Regions from separate parts of the Homo sapiens genome. Here regions 2 and 3 are each linked to region 1. A link is a loop called in an ENCODE intact Hi-C map of the cell type or tissue named here. Cell type or tissue: B cell. All regions are shown on one strand. Region 1 has its middle 4.6 kb from the start of SMU1. Region 2 has its middle 35 kb from the start of B4GALT1. Region 3 overlaps B4GALT1-AS1 (B4GALT1 antisense RNA 1).

Region 1 (2,500 bases):
AGTCCCTGGAAAGTAGAAAAGCAGTCTGAGTAGGGAGATGAGAGATGCTATTTTAGAAAAAGGACAACAGTGGGAAAGCACTTTCCCTGTGGGGAAAGTGCAGGTAGCTGCTGGCACTCTTGCGGCCTGGCCCTGTGTATTCTGTTTGTACAGATCCCAGATCAAAGGTGTGCTAAGGGAAGCCTCTGGAACCACAAATGCTAACAAGTCGTGGTGTGGGAAACAGGTCCCCATTTGAGCGCCAGCCTTGAGGGAGGAACCCTTTCTGTGTAAATAAAGGAGATGCTGGCTACACACACCGTAGCAGCTTTGCATCACGGAGGCTGAACTGGCCAATGAGACATGGACAGGGATTTCAGGGGTCCAGACAAAGTGGACTACTGGAGACCAGCCAGCTTCCAGCTGGTGGAGCATGAGCAGGGTACAAGCCCATCTGTGACAGCAGTATCACACTAAAGAGAGGAGTTCCTCACTCCAAAACAGACCAGTTTTAGACTTTATTTTGACTTATAGTATTTATTTTCTTATTGTGGTAAGAAGCATAAATAATAGAAGGGCTTTGACATCTTAATATATAATAATAGGCCAGGTATGATGGCTCACACCTGCAATCCCAACACTTTGGGAAGCCGAGGAGGGAGAATGGCTTGAGGCCAGAAGTTCAAGACCAGCCTGGGCAACATAGCAAGACGCTATCTCTACAACAACAACAACGACAACAACAACAACAATAACAACAAACTCTTACTTAGTGCTCGCTACATGCCAGGCACTGTTGTGTTTTGTATGAATTAACTCATTTAACTCTCATAACTTAAAATTCATGTTCTGCAAAAAGCACATAGAATTATGTGATTTTTTTCTCTGCTTTGCCTTATTATATCCTGTTAGAAGAAACTGGTCTAGTTTAATAGAAAATAAAACGAACCTTTTGCCCCATTTTGGCACTCAAATATTGACTTTCCCTTCTACAGTACTTCCTTTATCCGCAGGACCAAGAATCTCTCTCCCCTCCACCTCTTTTCCTTAACCAGTTAGACATTTGGAGGCTAGGTTTACAATGGTAGTTTTTCTGTGACTGTCCTGCCCTCTGCTGGATTCAAGAGATAGATTGCTGATACATGGACTTATGGGAGGGGGCCCATTTACCGGAAAGCAGGGCGGATCAGGAGACCGGATTTCCCTCGGGGTTACTTTTGTTCACTAGAAATTTGGTCTAGGAGGTTGTGATCCAGCCTGTGAGTATGCGGTGGAAAGATTCTTGGTGAATACAACTGCCTGGTTTAGAGTTTAGAAGTTGTCTGTGTGTGTGCCTGCTTGTTTCTTTATTTATATATGGATGGAGAGATGTGAGAGACCTCATTTGTCTAGTGTTAAAAACAAAATTTCTATACAAATTGATCTTTAGGAATTGGCAAAATTTATCAACTTGTGAACAAGAGATCAGCAAGGTGACAAAAGCTATACTTTTGGGTATGGGAAAAGCATGGAAATGGATGGATTGTTGGAATACAGAATACTTACATAAGCAACCAGTTCAGGAAGGAAAAAAATCCTCCCCAACTAGGTAAAGATTGTAATTTCTTATACATGGTAACAAAAACATCATATTCCACTTTTTTATTACAGAATAAACATGAATGAGGAGGGTTTGCAATGCCAGCAGCATCGACTGTCAATCAGGGGTTAAAAATCCAATATATCGAAGAAGCAAAGGATAGGTATACCTCTGTGGCTGCTTGCTAGTCATGATAAAGTTTCATTTCTCAAGAATGGTGCCCATGATCACATTGACGTGAATGCATAAACCACGGGCACAGCAGCAAATAACAAGTTCTGACTTGAAACAGGCTACTTGGCACCAGGGATTATGTCAAGCAGCATGTGATGCAGACAGAGTATAGTTTACACTCCCCACCCTCCACTGCCCCACGTTTTCTTTCTTTCTTTTTTATTTTTATTTTTATTTTTTGAGACGGAGTCTCACTGTGTCACCCAGGCTAAAGTGCAATGGTGCAATCTCGTCTCAGGCCAACCTCCGCCTTCCGGGCTCAAGCGAATCTCTTCCCTTAGCCTCCTGAGTAGCTGGGATTACAGGCATGTGCCACCATGCCCAGCTAATTTTTGTATTTTTGGTAGAGATGGGGGGGTTTCACTATGTTGGCCAGGCTGGTCTCGAACTCCTGACCTCAGATGATCCACCCACCTTGGCCTCCCAAAGTGCTGGGATTACAGGCGTGAGCCACCATGCCTAGCCTATTTTAATTTTATTATTATTATTATTTTCTTTAGAGACAGGGTCTCACTTTGTCTCCCAGGCTGGAGCGCAGTGGTGCGATCATGGCTCACTGCAGCCTCAAACTCCTGGGCTCAAGCCAATCCTCCCGCCTCAGCCTCCCAAGTTGCTGGAACTACGGGCGTGTGCCACCATGCCAGGCTAATTTTTCTGTGAAGAAGGGGTCTCTTGCTATGTTGTCCAGCCTTGTCTTGAGCTCCTGGT
Region 2 (2,500 bases), 120 kb before region 1:
TCAAAGAAGTTAAAAATATACCCATAGGAGTCAGGTACAGTGGGCTCACGCCGATAGTCCCAGCCACACAGGAGGCTGACGCAGGAGGATCACTTGAGCCCAGGAGTTCATGACACCCACCTGGGCAACGTGGTGAGATCTTGTCTCAAAAAAAAGAACCCAAAGTCAGCAGTGGCAGGGATAGGATCAGCCCCAAGCTTTTCAGTGTCCAGAGTGTGTATTTTTTCCTAAGCACCTTGAGGGAAGCTTGCTCCTTTTGCTGAATTCTTCCTCCTCATCCAGGACATATTGGTCAGAGGAGGGCAAGACCATTGTAGGGTACCAGACCTACTGCTATTTGAATCTGCTTGGCTCAACTCTTATCAATCCTGAAGGCTTTCTGTGGCTGCTATATTTTGATTTAAAACACTGGAAGCTGGGTTTTGATGGGGCCCCAGGAGTGGGGAGCAGGAGAGGTTTCTGAGGGATGCTTATAAGTTTTTTGAGACACTTTCTGTGTTGTAAGCCCAGTATCACTTGCAGAGGCTGCCATATTCCAGAGTAGCAAGAGCACATCCTGGAGATGGGGAGCTGCCAAGGTGAGAGCAACCCCTGCTTGGGCTCAGACATGGGACCCTCACTTTCTCCTTGGATACATGAGACCATTGAGGGGCTAATAAAACCTGAGATTCGTCCCAGCAATTGGCAGACTGGCAAGTGCCAGGCCCTCGTGAGGACCCTCACTTCTTCCCAAGATAGGAGATAAATGGACACTTTATGTCCCCGCAAAGGGTCAGCCACTCAGGGAGGATCCTCTGTGATTGGCTGCTGGTTCTGCTCCCCACAGCTCTGGTGTAAATCTGGGCCATTTCCTTCTCCAGTTTCCCCCATGTGATTCGCCTTTGGCTAATCTCACTACCGTGGGGAGCTGGGAAAACTTCCCTGCACAATAAATCTTTGATTGGGAAGGTGGTTTTATCATTTGAGAGGAAAGAAAGTTGAAGAAGGAGAGGACGTAAGTGACTAGTGTGTTCAGGGAGTGATGTAAGGGATGTGAAAAGGCAGGGAGGGGTTCCCAGCTGAGCACAAGGTGACAAGAAACGGATAAACCTGGGACTGCAGGGCGGGGTTGAGGAGGTGCCAAGGGGAAGAATCCCAGAGGCACATCAGGAAAGCTAGCCAGGGGCCTGAGTGCAGAAAAGGGCGAAAGAGCTTTCAGATAGAAGAGAAACCAACACACATACTGTGGTTCCCTTTCCTCCCCAGAGGACAAACTGTGGTCTGCTTTGACGTCAGCTATGCAGATGTGCTGAGGCTGTTCGGCATGTTGGTTCCAGGCCTGGGATGCAGCCGGCAGCACCAGAGGCGGGGAGGGAGGGGACACTAGGGGCAGCCTCTCGCTGAAGGATGCCCAGAGGCACCCCAGTGTGGAGCAGCCCAACGGGAAGGACTTAACAGCATCTACTCTGGCTGAGCCTAAATCATCCTCCAGCCTCCTTTATTCCAGGTTCCCACTATCCCCTTGTTTCTGAGACAGCATCAGCATTTCCAGGGCTATGAAGGCCACAGCCACCAGATGGGCTGCAACACTGAATGACATTGGATATCCCAGGCCACCCTTGCTCTGTCTGCCCTGGTCCTAAAAGTAGAGAAAAGCCAGGAAAACCCTCCATGGAGCCCACAGCCTTCACTGTCTCCTGATCACCATGTCATGCTGCTCAAAGTGGTTGACAGTACTTGCTCCCTCTACTTTCTCGATTCTCATTCTCCCAGCAGTCTCTAGTCTAGCTTCTGCCCTGCCCCTTCTACTGAAACTGCTCTTGCTAATGTCATCAACAGTCTAGGGCCAAATCCAGGGGCCACTTCTCAGGCCTTACTTTTTCTATCAGCTATTGCCTGTTGATTATACTCTTTTTTTTTTTGGAGACAAAGTCTAGCTCTGTTGCTCAGGCTGGTATGCAGTGGTGTGATCACGGCTCACTGCAGCCTTGTCCTCTTGGGCTCAAGCGATCCCGCCTCAGCCTCCTGAGTAGCTGGGACTATAGGCATGTGCCAGCATGCCTTTCTAATTTTTTTTTTTTTTCTAGTAGAGATGGGGTTTTGCCGTGTTGCCTAGTCTGGTCTTGAACTCTTGGACTCAAGCAATCCACCCGCCTCCATCTCCCAAAATGTTGGGATTACAGGCGTGAGCCATTGCACCTGGCCTCAGGTTCTTCCTAACTCAAAGCTCTGCCAACTCCTAGGGTGTAGCCCTCAACCTCCTAGTCTAAGACGGTACCATCTCATGCTCCAAACAGCACAATGGAGGGAGGAAAAAAGATGAATGTAAAGGACATGATCCTACTTTCTCTCAAAGATTCCTAGAAGCTGCTATGTGACATTTCCACTTTTTGTTTTTTTTTCTGAGTCGTAGTCTCACTCTGTTGCCAAGGCTGGAGTGCAGTGGTATGATCTCAGCTCACTGCAACCTCTGCCTTTCAGGTTCACGCCATTCTCCTGCCTCAGCCTCCGGAGTAGCTGG
Region 3 (2,500 bases), 90 kb before region 1:
AGAACTGGCTGAAATCAGTTGGAACAAACAGGGCAACTGGGCTGTTCACAGAAAGAGCTTTCTGGTGTCACAACCCAAATTTCCACCACGTTTCATTCTAAATCCCCCTGAATTGCACATGTGACCAGTGAAGAGGCATGAAGAAATAATTGTGCATGACTGAGGACTTTCCAGACCTCCCCTTTCCTTCCACCAGTTACTTACTAATCTCAGAATCCACCCCCCAAAATTTTTCTGATAAAAACACTACCTTAAAGCCAGCCCAGGGAGACTTGAGCCAGCCCAGGGAGACCTAAAGTCACCACAGGGAGATTTCAGCTGGACTCTTCTATCTCCTTGTTGGCCTACCTGCAGTACAAAGCTTTTCTTTTCTCAAAAACCAGGTGTCACAGTATTGGTTTCTAGAACATTGGGCAGTGAGTGCTTTTGCGCTTTGGTCGGTAACACCTGGATCTGATTTAGACAATACTTTGGACCTGAAGTCTTAATTAGTTGAACTTTTGGGGGATTTTAAGAAGACACTAATGTATTTTACCTGTGAGAAGAATCTAAATAATCTGTGGCCATTGGGCAAACTACTGTGGAATAAAGGTGCCTGACAATTCTTTGTCCCTCCTCCCATCAAGAGGTGGAGTCAGCCAGGTGAAATGGCTCATGCTGGTAATCTCAGCACTTTGGGAGGCCAAAGCAGGAAGACTGCGTGAGCTCAGGAGTTCGAGACTAGCCTGAGCAATATCGCAACATCTCATCTCTACTAAAAATTTTAAAATTAGCTGGACGTGGAGGCGCATCCCGGTAGTCCCAGCTACTCGGGAGGCTGAGGCAGGAGAATCACTTGAGCCCAGGAGTTTGACGTTATAGTGACCTATGATCACACCACTGCACTACAGGCTGGTTGATAAAGGAAGATCCTGTCTAAAAAAAAAAGTAAAAACAAGAGGCCGAGCCAGTTTTATTCCCCTTGAATCTGGCCTGCCCTATAAACTTGTTTTAAGCAAAAGAATGCTTTAGAAGTGATGCTAAGGCTGGGCTTTCAGGGATCTCCATCTTCTGTATTTTTGAAATGCTCCTTTTTGGAATGCTTCCTCTAGTTTGTGAGGAAACCCAAGCAGCCACATGGAGAGTCCTTTGTGGAGAGATCCAAGTGGAGAATGAAGGCCCCATGACCCAACCCATTCTGAGTTTCCAGCCCCCAGACAGCCCCAACTGCCATTCACATGAGTGAAGCCATTTTGGAACTTCCAACTGTGCCAGTGCCTCAGCTGACACCATGTGAGGCAAAGCTGCCCAGCCAACTGCAAAACTGCGAGAAATTGTTGCTTCAAAACAGTAAGTTTTGGGGTAGGTGTTACGCTGCAATAGATGACTGAAATAACTGTCTACCATGTGCCGGGCACTATTTGATGCCCTTCTGATCCATGAGGGTAAAAACAGAAATGTAACCTGGCAGGTGCAGAAGAGGGCGCCATAGGAGGGCAGAGGAAGGCCAGCTGCAGGGAGAAGCAGGGAGCTGGTGATTCTGGGCAGATGAGCACATGGATGGGCCAACGGCCAAGCCCCCATGCCAGCTTTTGGCCAATCAGCACTGCAACTTCCTCCTGCATTTGTCTCGCCGGATGGGATTAATTTTTCACCTGACGAAGTAGAGAGTGGAAAAGAGCTGGAGACAGTGGGGAGAAAGGTTGCCTGGGTCTGTCTCACTAGCACCAGTTAATGTCTGGACTGCTGGACAATGTTGTCCCAAAGGTTTCTGGGCCATCTGTATTATTTGTAATTGACTGCTTCTAGGTGCCTGTGGATCAGGGGCAGCTGAGACTAGTGCTCAGGCCTCAGTGGACTCTGCAAGTTCCTGAGGGATAGGCAATCAGCAAGTGTTGTTCCTTTTCCTCGATTTCTGGCCACGTGTGTCCTGGGACAGGTCTGTGATTCTTAATAACCCCCGCAGTCCTGTCTCCTGGCTATCATCTATACCAATGGAAGACACATCCCCATTTCCCCCTCCACTTAATTTTCAGTTGCAGGACTAATCTGACCCACCCTCACTCATTGGCCAGGCCGACTTTACCCCTAGACACAGGATGCTGGGGTCAGCTTCACCTTTACCAACTCCTTGGAGAACTCCACTTTACGTTCTAAACTAAGTTAGCAATAATTTTTCCCTTCTCTCCTTCCCACATCATTAAGATGATCACAGTATTTAAAAAGTATTTTAACAAATATCGGCCGGGCACGGTGGCTCACAACTGTAATCCCAGCACTTTGGGAGGCCGAGGCAGGCAGATCACGAGGTCAAAAGATTGAGACCATTCTGGATAACACGGTGAAACCCCATCTCTACTAAAAATACAAACAAATTAGCCGGGCATGGTGGCAGGCACCTGTAGTCCCAGCTACTTGGGAGGCTGAGGCAGGAGAATGGCGTGAACCCAGGAGGCAGAGCTTGCAGTGAGCCAAGATCACGCCACTGCACTCCAGCCTGGGTGACAGAGTGAGACTCCGT

What was found. A loop is a pair of places that touch in the nucleus more often than their neighbours do. Peaks named below come from ENCODE experiments on the same cell type or tissue, not always from the same donor. Only the 100,000 strongest peaks of a DNase experiment are listed, where the experiment ranks them.
Region 2: it touches region 1 in a loop (5-fold over the local background); 2 of 110 quality-filtered maps call a loop at or near these places.
Region 3: a loop joins it to region 1, with 12 times the contacts of the local background. A loop is called at or near these places in 86 of 110 quality-filtered maps.

Annotation. Positions count from the first base shown.
Region 1 is chr9:33,080,053-33,082,552 of GRCh38, reverse strand. No RefSeq gene overlaps it. Among named protein-coding and RNA genes, the nearest start is that of SMU1, 4.6 kb to the right of the region's middle. In B cell, CTCF peaks have their summits at 907 and 1,108 (motif pointing left); a DNase peak (open chromatin) is centred at 1,112; H3K4me3 peaks cover 904 bases; H3K27ac peaks cover 563 bases.
Region 2 is chr9:33,201,471-33,203,970 of GRCh38, reverse strand. No RefSeq gene overlaps it. Among named protein-coding and RNA genes, the nearest start is that of B4GALT1, 35 kb to the right of the region's middle. RefSeq lists an enhancer at 1,605-1,654. In B cell, no CTCF peak of the experiment used is centred here; a DNase peak (open chromatin) is centred at 1,260; H3K4me3 peaks cover 670 bases.
Region 3 is chr9:33,169,991-33,172,490 of GRCh38, reverse strand. All of the region lies in intron 1 of B4GALT1-AS1 (B4GALT1 antisense RNA 1), which reads right to left. It also overlaps a transcript of B4GALT1 not described here. Among named protein-coding and RNA genes, the nearest start is that of B4GALT1, 3.9 kb to the right of the region's middle. In B cell, no CTCF peak of the experiment used is centred here; a DNase peak (open chromatin) is centred at 1,470.